Regions from separate parts of the Mus musculus genome. Here region 1 is linked to region 2. Evidence: chromatin contacts called from ENCODE Hi-C or POLR2A ChIA-PET data. All regions are on one chromosome and are shown on one strand. Each heading gives the region's core, a stretch centred on a gene start or an enhancer-like site at or near the end of the contact. The rest is flanking DNA. Distances are from core to core; before and after follow the strand shown. Region 1 holds the start of Zfp207 (zinc finger protein 207). Region 2 holds the start of Cdk5r1 (cyclin-dependent kinase 5, regulatory subunit 1 (p35)).

Region 1 (5,508 bases), core at 886-3,385, 94 kb after region 2:
AGGGTTACAGAGAAACCCTGTCTCGAAAAATCAAAAAAACAAAAAACAATTCAGTTTTAGTATTTATATTTGGAAATTACATTAATCATGTACCTCCCGGTCTGAGAACGTAGCTCCATTGTTAGGGTACTTGTCTAGCATGCAATGGGCTGGTCAACTTCCAGCAGTTTGGATGCTGGGTGTAGGGCACACCTACAAAGCCCCAGCACAAGTGGAGGCAGGAGAAACATGCATTTACAGATTTTCGGGGCTATGGTAGTGCATGCCTTTAATCCCAGCACTCAGGAGGCAAAACCAGGCAAATATGAATGAGGCCACCTTGATCTACAGAGTAAGTTCCAGGGCAGTCAGGCTACATGGATGAACCAAGAGTTCAAGTTTTGTGATCCAGCATAGCATGAAGCCCTGCCACAAAGAACACACACACACCCCAAATTTTGACCTTTAAATTATTTCAACATTTACAAATGTACATGCTAAGAGTGTCAGCTAGACAGTAGTGCCTTTAATCGCAGCACTTGGGAGCCAGAAACAAGTGGAACTCTTAAATTTCAGGCCAGGCTAGCCTACAGAGCAAGTTCCAGGACAGACTGAGACACACTGAGAAAACCTGTCTTAAAGAACAAAAACAAATAAAAGGAGTTCCATGAAGGAGAAAGGGTTAACCAAAATCAAGTGAGCCAGGACCAGTGGCACACTGCAGGCAATCTGTGGCAGGAATGACTACATCTGAACTAGATAAACTTGGTATGCAGTCTAAGATCATAAGCCCAAATAAAAATCTTTTAGCCTGGCATACCCCATGCCTTTGATTTCAACACTCCACATGCAAAGGCAGATATTTATTCTGAGTGCCAGGTCAGACAGCAAGACTAACTCAAAATATTTCTTTTCAAAAGAAAAGGCAACTTCAAACTGGGCAGTGGTGATCCATGCCTTCAATCCCAGCACTGGGGAAGCAGAGACAGGCGGAGGCCAGCCTGGTGGACAGAGCAATTTCCAGACAACCAGACCCCCAATCCCAAATAAAAAGACAGAGGGGGGGGGGAGGCAATTTCACAATTCATTAAATATACAATAGAGTTGAAACTGGGAATTCATAATCCATTATACAACTCATGACAAAGGGCACATTCAACTAAGAATCCATAAAATTTCTTCCAGTTTCATTATTAATCTATGCATTCAGGAAATGTAAATTCGCATATACTAAGAGTTCTGACCTCGCAAGACTTTTTCTGTGAGTGCATTAAATAATTCGTGACGGATTTTTAGCTACTTAACTATTTTAAAAACAAATTTGTCTTGAGACAAATAGTTTTCTTGTAATAGATTAAAAAAAATCAGTTTAGCGTAATACGTTATCCACAAAAAAAAAAAAAAAAAAAAAAGAGAGAAAATTGTTTTCCTTCTTAACAGTTTAACCAGTCCTACAAAATTGGGTAACGATAATAGAAACTCCACCCAGTTAAGCAACCGCTTCCCCAAGATTAAGGCGCCCGAAAGAGAGGCGGAAGCCGATTCTTCACCGCGAGGGGGGGGGGGCTAGTCACAGTTCAATTATCCAGGGAGTCAGGACATTTACCCCAAACTCAAGTCCCTTTGTGGGGTCTTCAACGAAACAACGGAGACAGGAGTTCTTAGGGACGACTGCACTTGGGGAACGTCTCCAGGCCCAATGATCGCGACAAACAAGCGCCTGAGTCACCGAGTTCAGCGCCACCAAACTCCGGAGCCCTCTCGCCCGAAGAACCCCATTTTACAAGAAACCACCCCAAATCCTAACCCAGCCACAGCACAAAGGCTCGGCTGGGCCCGGCCGGGCCCTACCAAACAGGCTTAACCCAAACCTATCAGACTTGTGTTCTCAAGAAGCGACACCCACGCTCGGCCTCCACGTCAACCCCACAAAGGATACCAGCACCACGGCTTGAGCTGCTTCTTCTTCTTGCGACCCATAACTGCGCCCTACAGAACAGGCAGAATAGAGGCGGAAAGAAGCTGGAAAAAACAAAAAACAAAAAACCCAAGAGACTCGCAGAGTTCTCCACACCAACCGCCACCAGCGCGTCCCGCAGGAAACAGACACAAAATGGCCGACACCCTCGTTCTATCTCCACCTCCCATCAGCCACCGCGGTGAGAGCTGTGCGGGTCACGTGACGCAGGCTTCGGCCCTGAGTGGCTGAGCGGGCGCTGCCGCCATCTTAATGGGGTTAAGTGGTGGTGGCGCTCCCGGGCTGAGGACGCTGATCCTTTAGAGCTTGGGTCATCCAGTACGTCGGCTATCCCGTATGCAAATTGAAGGGAGGAAAAGATTAGGAGTATAATTAAGGATAGATTACAAATAAATAAAGATAATTGGGACATGGTCAATTTGGGTTTTGTTTTGTTTTGTTTTTTGCTGTTGTGTGTTTTGCTTTTATTTTTTGAGATGGGTCTCTTCATAGCCCTGCTGATAGAGGAAATGACCAAGCTGGCCTCAAACTCAAAGATGCGCCTGCTTCTGCCTGCCAGCGACTGTTTGGGATTAAAGGCACACGCCCGGATTGCGACCTGGTCAATTTTTAAATCTTGTTTCAGTTGCCTTTCGGGAGTGGGGCGTATATGGTCAAGGAAGAGTTACCGTTTTTTTTTTCAGTGAACCACAGTCTAGGAAGCAGTATGGGTGAGATCAGCAGTAGCGATAAGGGAAATGTGAAGTGCTTCAGAATCGCAAAAAGGCAATCCTTAAGCGGCTTCGGAGAACATAGGAATGTTTAGAAAGATGAAAGAAGATGCAGTGGGAGAAAGCTTAAGTTATCTTATTACCTGGGTCTTGTGTCTGTTGTCCCAGCACTCAGAAGGCCAAGACAGAAAATGCTATGAGGCTAAGACTTAGAGGCTAGCCTGGAGAACAAAGCCTGATCTTGTCTTTGAATAAAAAAAAAAAAATTTTTTTTTTAAAATGCAGTGAGCCAAGCATGGATGGTGCATGCCTTTAATCCCAGCACTCAAAAGGCTGAGGCTGGTGGATCTGAATGTATAGCCAGGTTCCTGCCTACATAGAACATTCAGGGTTATGTAGAGAAACCTTGTATCGAAGTTTTAATTACTGATAAAATGCAGTGTTTGAGGATTTGAACTTAAAAGTAACAAGACAGGAAAAGTGTTGCTGGCAAAAGATAATCCTGGAAAATGTGGCAAGGAAGAGTGTAAGAGAATTGGATATTGTATATGCTGAAGTCTCTTGAAACCACAGAAAGGTTCGCAAACAAAAAATGTTGGTGGAACATGCCTGCAATCAGGGAATTCCAGGAGGCTGAGGCTGGAGTTAAAGGTCTAACCTCAGTTACATAGTGAATTAAATAATGCCTGGGATACATGAAACTTCATTTAAAAGTAAGATTGAGGGGCCTGGAGAGATGGCTCAGCTGTTAAGAGCACTGAAACTCACTCTGTAGACCAGGCTAGCCTCAAAAGCAGAAATCCGCCTGCCTCTGCCTCCCAAGTGCTAGGATTAAAGTCATGGACCACCACTGCCTGGCTTAATTACTCCTTTTTTTAACTTTTACAATTTTCTAATACTGCCGCCCAAAGTCTTAGGTTGCCTTTCAATTCTGTCTGAATTCTGTCTTCGGGACAACCTATACTGTGTTTGCACAGATCTATGAGAATCTGATGTTTCTGAGTTCATACGGTTGCTAGGACACTACCCTGTTTTCATGAGATGAACCCCATAAGTGGAATCAATAGGACTCTACAAGCTTGTGCTTTAAAAATGTAGAGTCACAGCCTTGCCTTTAATCCCAACACTGGGAGGCAGAGGCTGGCAGATCTCCAGCCTGGCCTACAGAGGGTTCCAGGACAGCTAAGGCTACACAGAGAAACCCTGTCTTATCAAACAAACAAACAATAAACAAATCAGTAAAAGAGAGAAAGAAAGAAAAAAAAAAGAAGTAAAATCAGGGAATATATCCATGAAACATTTCATGAGTTGTGTTTTTATATTTTCTCAACAAACCCAGGATATTGGGGTCATTTTTAACCTGTTAATATAGATCAGATAGTTAAGGGGCTGGATCTGTATGGGTCTGGAGCTTAGTAGGTAGAATGTTTGCCCAGCATGCACAAAGCTTTGGGTCAACCCTAGGCATTCCATGGAAGCACAGCCTATAATCCCAGAACTCAGAGAAGTAGGCTCCAAAAGGTGATGTCTGACCTCTGTGTCATTTAGTGTGTACATTCCATGCTTAGACCCTACACAATAATGTGAAATTTAAAGATTTATTATTAGTAGTTATAGGTGTATGTGTGTGTCTCTGTGCGTTGGGTGTGTATAACAGGGCCCCAAACCTTAACACAACTGCCTCCATGATGGAACTACCATTTAGGATAGCACTCAGCACTTAGACAGCACTGCCAAAATGGCCTGATTCATCAAAGTTCATAGATATGGGAAATTCTCTAAATGGACTAACGTTGCTTTTTTTCTCTCTTATAGTTCTGTTTCTGGCTAACTGCTCTTGTTAACTAGAGTACGTCAAAGCAGGACAAGATTATTGGGCTAAAAGCTCACCTTGGGAAGTGCTCAGAACTACACTAGGATCCTGAATGTGCACAGTACTTTCTGACTAGCTAACCAAGACTTTCTCTTGGCCTAAACCCACGTCTGAGCAGTCTTCTTGGTATAGATGTCCAAGGAGACCATGAACCTCTGATCTCTCTGGAACTGGAGTTAACAGGGAGCTGTAAATCTCATGACCTGGATTTTGGAAATTAAACTCAAGTCTTTGGCAAGAGTAGTACGTGCTCCTAACTACTGAGCCTTCCAATCCCAAAAATTAAAAATAAAAGTCTTTTTGAGACAGAGTTTTTCTGTGTACCCCTGGATGTTCTAGAACTTTCTCTGTAGACCAAGGTGGCCTCAAACTCAGATATCCTCCTGCCTCTGCCTCTGAGAGCCAACATCCTTGTCTAGCGTCTCAAAATGCTTTTTTTTTAAGATTTATTTTATTTATATGAGTACACTGTAGCTATCTTCAGACACATCAGAAGAGGGCATCAGACCTCATTACAGATAGTTGTGAGCCACCATGTGGTTGCTGGGAATTGAACTCAGGACCTTTGGAAGGGTAGTCAGTGCTCTTACCCCATGAGCCATCCATCTCTCCAACCCCCAAAATGCTTTTTTATAAGTATCCTTTGCAGAACAAAAGACTCTCCCCACAGGATGGGGGAAAATATTGTAAACCATATATCTGTGAAGGGGCTTAGGTCTAGAACATGCACACAACAACTCAGTGATAAAAATACGAGCCATCGCCGGGCATGGTGGAGCACGCCTTTAATCCCAGCACTCAGGAGGCAGAGGCAGGCGGATTTCTGAGTTCCAGGACAGCCTGGTCTACAGAGTGAGTTCCAGGACAGCCAGGGCTACACAGAGAAACCCTGTCTCAAAAAAAAAAAAAAAAAAAAAAAAAAAAAGAGCCAACCTTCCTAGCCTGTGAGGACAGAGCAAGAGGTCATC
Region 2 (6,408 bases), core at 3,517-6,016:
AGGGGCTCAGCACTGCAGGGTCTTGCAGTCACTGGCAGACCACGGGACCCGCCTGGACAAGGCGAGGAGCCCTGATCACAGGGCTCCAAACAGTGGGTGCAGAGCCAGCCAGAGAAGATTCCTGCTGCCCTCTTCCCAGCTGCAGGCAGACCAGACACAGAAGCTGGGGTAGCAGCACACTTGGGAGACCCCGAGCTAGATCCCTCTAAAGCTAAACTGTTGGAGCACCAGGAACCTGCCCACCCCTGCTGGCCTTGGCTTGACACTGAGCACGAAGGCCCAGGGGAAAGTGGGAGCGGCAGCCTTGGTGCCAAGACAACACAGAGCCTAAGGCTAGATGCCCAGAAGGACTTACATGGCCGGTACTGACCAGGCCTTCCCTAGACCTGACTGGCCCTCTGTGGCTTAAGCTGCCCCAGGGAGAACCTATCAGGTCACTACGCCAAAGCTGACTTCCCTCTGTGCTGCTTTAATCACCTCTGTCTGTCCCAGTCCTTTCCCCTAACTCTGTCCCCTTCTCCCTGCAACCCGATTTCCCACATACAAACCATGCATTAAAGCTGCCCCCACTGCATTTCCAAATGGCGGGGCCACAAACAGGATGTGACGGATGGTCAGTGCATTTTATTGAATCAGCACAGTACAAAAATAAATAAAAATAAGGGAAGGGGAATTAAATTACAGCCAAACTGAGCTTCATGACTCATCAGATTATAAACCATACATACTCACAAACACGCCATACATACATACAAAAAGAGACAAATATAAATTAATATTAACAGTATCCACAGTTTGGTCAAAGAATAGCTACAGAAGAAATTTCACCAAAAAAAATAAACATTTTAAAAAACAAAACAAAACAAAAAAAATCAACAAACAAACCCAAAAACATCACATGTGTGTAATTAGCAGTATCGGATGTACAGCTATGGATAATTCTGGGCAGGGGATGGCACATTTTCTTCTCATTGCAAGTTTAACACTGCTGGAACAAAACTAAATTCTAATAACTGCATGGAAAGAATACATCAACCCTTCACGGTTGTAAGGAAAAGAGAAAAATCCAATCCTGAACTATGCTCCTCCCGTGGCTCCTCCTCGGCGCTCGTGATTCTCACGGCCAGCCATCTGCTCTAAGGTTATTTTTCTTAAGACACAAAATTCTCCTGGTTCGCATGCACGGTACCACTGTAAAAGCAACAAGAATAAAGGGGTTTTTGTAGATTTTTTTCACATTTTTCTTTTTTTTTTTTTCTTTTCTATCTTGTGTGTGTGTTCTAAAAGTGTCTTCATAGCAGCATGTCAGATAGGTTCTTTGCTCGAACACTTAAGTCTAGCGGTCGTTCCTTTACACAGTACTGAGAGCCAGCGCAAGCAGAGAGGACACGGGCTTCACAATGGAACCAAGGAAGCTCTTTCCTCAGTTGCCGACCACTTCTGAAATATGCACCTTCTCAAAAAAAATGTTTTGTTTTGTTTTTTAAAAATTAAGTACAAAGAGAAGGAAACAGTCAGCAAAGCTGGAATCCTGTTACCGCAGCTCAGTGGACCAGCGACAGCGGCTGGCAGGCTATGAGGATGAGCCCGCTCCTGCTTAGACTGGACACCTGAAGGTCTTCTCCCTACTGCCCCATGGGGCTCCAGGCGCGGTCACCGTGGCAGCAGGATGTGAGGATGGGCTGCAGCGAGGCCTGCACTCAGCAAGCCTTGCAGGGCTTTCCAGCTCCGTGTCAGACCATCTGAGGGCCCAGGATCGGCTCTCTAGGAACCCGGATGAGGGGCCGGGGAAAGGCTCTCTAGTCTGTCAGGTCCGCTTCCCCACCTCTGTGAGTACGTCGTCGGCTGAAAGGCTCTGCTCCGGGCCTCTTCCATTGAGACCTCAATTTCACAGCTTTATCTTTATATGCAATTTTTCAGTAGTGCTTGTGCAAGAAGTTGGCAGTCACCTAGAACCTAATCCTATGCAAGATGACCTCCGCCTTCCTCACTGTAGCCCCCAGCCCCAGCCCCAGCCCCCCACACCCCCCCCCGGGGGTGGGCAGCAGGAGAGGAAGAGGAAACCCTCCGCAGTATCTTCACATTGCTCTTTGTTCCCCAAAGCTGGAGTGAGGGCCATGCAAGAAGACTAGCTCCCTTCTCTTGGACCACTTCCAAACCCCAAGCCACCAGTCTGGGAAAACTAGAAAGAAAAACCCTTAAAGTTCAGAGTGTGTTAGGCAGCTGACAGGGATAGGTGGGCGGCCACACCCTGCAGCTGGAAGTGCTCAGCTGCACAGTCACCAAGCTTCCAAACTGATCAGGGGTCACACTTCCATCGTGTAATTGTCCCCAAATGCATCTGTCTCAGTAGGTTGCACAGAGCAAAGCCTCTCCAGGAAGAGACGGAGCTGCCTGGAAACAGCTTAAAATTAACAATTGGGGGGGGGGGGCAGGGATGGGAAACAGCAACACCCCTATTGACTGATCTCACCTCCCCCCAACGATACAGAACAAAGATCACGGGCACCAGCGAGAGGCCTTAGCATGCAAGTGGGCACCAACCTGATCTCAGGCATAGACACCCACCCGCCCAGAAGGCAATGTTGTTAGTGGGTCCCCGGCGCTGTTCTGGCTTTGTACACAGGGTACAAACTGTGAAAAGCTCGCTCAGGGAAGGAGCTGCCCCTAGCTTCACCTCATCCTTTAGCTGGGACCCAAAACGGGTGAGGAATCTAATGAGCAAACCACCTCATTAACCAGCACTAACGTGGGAGCAGAGACAAAAGGATGGGAGGGGAGCTCTGTCCTGCCAGGAAAGGAAAGCCCTTCTCCCTAAAAAAGCACGCAGCAAACCAGGGCCGTGCATGGTCAACAGTCATCAGCAGTCTCTGCAGGCTCCTGCACTGATGCCCCAGGGCTGTGCAGATCTTGCCTCACTCACAACCTCCTGGATCCTGAGTCAGGACAGCCAGCTCCAGGAGCCTTCAAGAGAAACAATACCCAGAAAAGGGCTGATTCCTCCAGGGCCACCAGCCATGGGCCCCAGCTCCGATCATGGGACAGTGGGAAGCCTCATCTACCCTGGATCCATCGTGGGTACAGGTGACATGGGCAAGTCAGTCCCTTGAGTCCCGGAAAGTGAGTGGTCAGCAGCCGAAGTGGCTCTGAATGCATCTTTTGGGTTCGCGCAAGGTTCATCAGTTCGAAAGTCCCCAGAGTTCTTGAAAGGGCTAAAAAAAAACCCCAAGGAAAGAACGTGGGAAGAGGCCCTTGGTGGCTCTGCTAGACACATACTGTACACAAAACTTGATTCTTTTAGTAATAAAATTTAAAAACAAGTGGAATCCTTGAGCCAGGATACCGGCTACAGGGGCTCACCGATCCAGCCCCAGGAGGAGTCGCTTCTTGTCCTCCTGACCGCTCTCATTCTTCAAGTCAGAGAACACTTGTGTGAAATAGTGTGGGTCGGCATTGATCTGCAGCATCTTGGAGCTCATGAGGTTGATAACTGAGAGGCAACGGTCCCAAAAGGCTTCCTTACAGCTCTCTACCAGGAAGGGCTTGAGCGGGTAGGAGATCTCATTGCCCATGTAGGAATAGGAGAGGTACAGACAGGTCAGCAGGACAGCCTGGAGCTCATGGTCGGAGCCCACCTCAGAGGAGATGACATCCCTGCAGAGCATGTAGAGGAAGACCACATTGGCCGGTGTGATGAAACCCTGGTCCTGCCAGCCCTGCAGAAGCAGGGAGCGGTCCACGCTGCGCAGCCAGAGCACGGGGTCCGTTGGGGACAAGTGCTTCAGGCGGTAGCACCGGCGGCAGAGAAACTCACCCAGGCAGCGCAGCAGCTCACTAGTGGACGCCTGGACGATGACCCGTTTGGGTGTCCCTGCAGAGGTGATGGCAGGGTGCGGGGCCTTCTTGACAGAAGAGGAGACCCCAGTCTGGGAGCCAGAAAGCTGGCTGGCTGGGGGTGCGGGCGGCTGAGCCGGCGGGGGCTGGGCGAATGTGGACAGGTTGGCACAGGACAGCGACTTCTTCAGGTTCTCATTGTTGAGATGCGCGATGTTGCTCTGGTAGCTGCTGTTGGGCTGCGCCTTCTTGGAGTTCTTCTTCTTCGCTGACACCGCCACGATCCTCTTCCAAGGCAGCACCGAGATGATGGAGTGCCGCTTCAGGTTCTTGTCCTTGGCGTTCTTGCTGTTCTGCACGGCCGTGTAGTGGCCCACGGTGGCCGCGCCATCCTCAAACAGTGTGGCCTTCCGATAGCTGGGGGATAGGGACAGCACCGTGCCCATGGTGCCACTGCGCGCCCGGCAGGGGCCGGCACCCCCGCGCGCCCAGCCTGCCGGCTGGAGGGGGGTAAAGGCTTACCGAGCCTGTAGCGGCCGCAGAGAGAAAGGAGGCGCTCCCGGGACACGACGCGTTTAGTCCTGCGGATCTGCGTGGAAAACAAGATGGTTCTCAGCCCCGGGCGGGGCTCCACGCCGCGCCCCTCCGCTCGCACTTCCGAGGCCCGAACCCCCGGGCTGCGGCCCCGTCGAGCCCCAGCCTGTGCTTCCACTGCGGCACCGGTCAAAGAGCCGCAGTGGCCTCCGCAGCAGGAATCCAACCAGGCCGCGCACACGGCCCCGGTCCGCGCAGGCTTACCCGCAGTCAGGCAGGCTCCCGCGGCAGGCGCAGCCGCTGCGTCCCAGGCCCTCCGCAATGCGCGCCGCGGCCCGGGTGCTCGACTCGGCGCGGCGGCGGCTCCCTGCTTCTGTCCAAGGTTCTGCAGACGCCGCGGCCCCGCCCCCGCCCGGCCCCCGCCTGCGTCTCCGCCGCGAGCCCGCCGGCCCCGCCCCGCCCCGCCCCGGCGCGCGCCTTGCAAGCCGCCTCTCCGGATCGCGCGCGCGGTCCACACGCCCGCTCGGTCTCGCCGCCAGGTCGCCGCCACTCGCGTCCCTCAGCGCGAGCGGCGCACGGTGGCGCCTCTAGTGGGCGCGCCCATTACGGGACACGGCGCGGGCGGCGGGAACGCGCGAAGCCGGGTCTCCACCTGGAAGGTGCCTGCGCCGCGCGCGGAGCCCGGCCTCGTGAGCTCCGGCGCCGCGCAGCGGAGCTCTCCAGGCGGGAGGGCGGGCGGGAGGGCGAGGGGGCGGGCGGGGCGGAGGGCGGGCCCCGCCCAGACACGTGCTGCCTTTGTTCCCGCCGCGGCCCCCTTGGCAGAGGCTGCGGGCGGTGCGGAGAGCTGGCCCGGGCGCTGGAGAAAGGAAGAGCCGCAATCAGCATCAGCGTAAAAGCCCGGCACCCATTAAGACTCTAGGAAAGCCAGGCCAGAAGGATGAGGGCGGCCTAGAGATCCTATCACGGAGGCTGTCAAAATTGAAGCTGCTGCGCCTTTAGGCCAGTTTCTTATTTGCCCATTTTAAAACTTGATGACAGTAAAATTGCAAGAAAATCTGGTTCTGACTACCGACACATAGTTCACAATCAGCCTCCATGTCCTTCACAAAGGCCACTGCCGAATTACAAGTCATTCATTCTGGACTGGTTCTGGAGACCCAAATTGTCAAATAAGCCAACCTGTATCTTAACTCAGACTCCCAACTCCGAACCTGAGAGAATTCCTGAAAACACCCAAAACAAGAATCTTGTTGAGGTCATTAGGCTTAAGTACTTCCAGGTTAGGGACCAGGGTGACCAGAGAGGTAAGTGCCCTGCCCTGTTACCACCCCACCCCACCCCCCAAAAAAAGTTTTTCCAGGACCTTACCAAGCACACAGGATGGCTAGCTTCGCTGTGGCCCCTTCCTAACAATGTTTCTCATAGAACAGAGTGGTACCTGCTATTACTAGAACACAGCACCTGACACTGGGTAACCTATAAACGAAATAATGAAGTGTTAGCTCACAGCTCTGGAGTATGGTCCAGAGCCAGTAGTAGGACGTGCTGTGGTGAGGATGGAGACTTCAACTCAAACCGGGAAGGGGGAGAGTAAATAATTACATTGGGGGACGGGGAATGAAGGCCAGTGTCACACTGGCTTTCTAACAACTCTGCTCAAAATTAATCCATGACTTGGAACCTTTCCTTGAGACACAGGCCGCCAGCACCTTGCCATCCTCCTGCTTCAATGTTCAGTTAGGATTCAGGCATGAGCCACCATACCAGCTCCAACGAAAACCCTCTCCAAGAGCGCTCTCAACACTGACACTGAGACCGAGCCTCAAGGGTCAGACTCAACCCCCTAGCTGCTCTTCAGTAGGGCGGCCCTGGGTCTCTTCCTTTTCATCATAGTAGGCTGTAAGCCATCTTCCTAAGGCCTTTCAGACCAGCTCCCCCAATGTTTCTTCTACCTGGAAAGGCAACCGCTAAAAACCAGCCTCTGAGCTGACTTCATGCTTATGGTCCCCTTCAAATTCCAGGATTAAGCAAAAGTTAAAT

What was found. A loop is a pair of places that touch in the nucleus more often than their neighbours do. ChIA-PET counts read pairs that join two places held with the same protein, here RNA polymerase II (POLR2A).
Region 1: POLR2A ChIA-PET joins it to region 2 with 11 read pairs in embryonic stem cell. The contact joins the promoter of Zfp207 here to the promoter of Cdk5r1 in region 2. A Hi-C loop is called at or near these places in 2 of 37 maps with a recorded cell type or tissue (T-helper 17 cell and T-helper 2 cell). POLR2A ChIA-PET finds 5 or more read pairs at or near these places in 2 of 5 experiments (both embryonic stem cell).

Annotation. Positions count from the first base shown.
Region 1 is chr11:80,379,906-80,385,413 of GRCm38, reverse strand. It overlaps Zfp207 (zinc finger protein 207), which reads right to left and starts at 2,135. Exons shown (of 12, transcript NM_001130169.1): 1 at 1,919-2,135. The coding sequence starts at 1,959.
Region 2 is chr11:80,475,381-80,481,788 of GRCm38, reverse strand. It overlaps Cdk5r1 (cyclin-dependent kinase 5, regulatory subunit 1 (p35)), which reads right to left and starts at 4,766. Exons shown (of 1, transcript NM_009871.3): 1 at 605-4,766. The coding sequence starts at 4,280. The coding sequence ends at 3,357.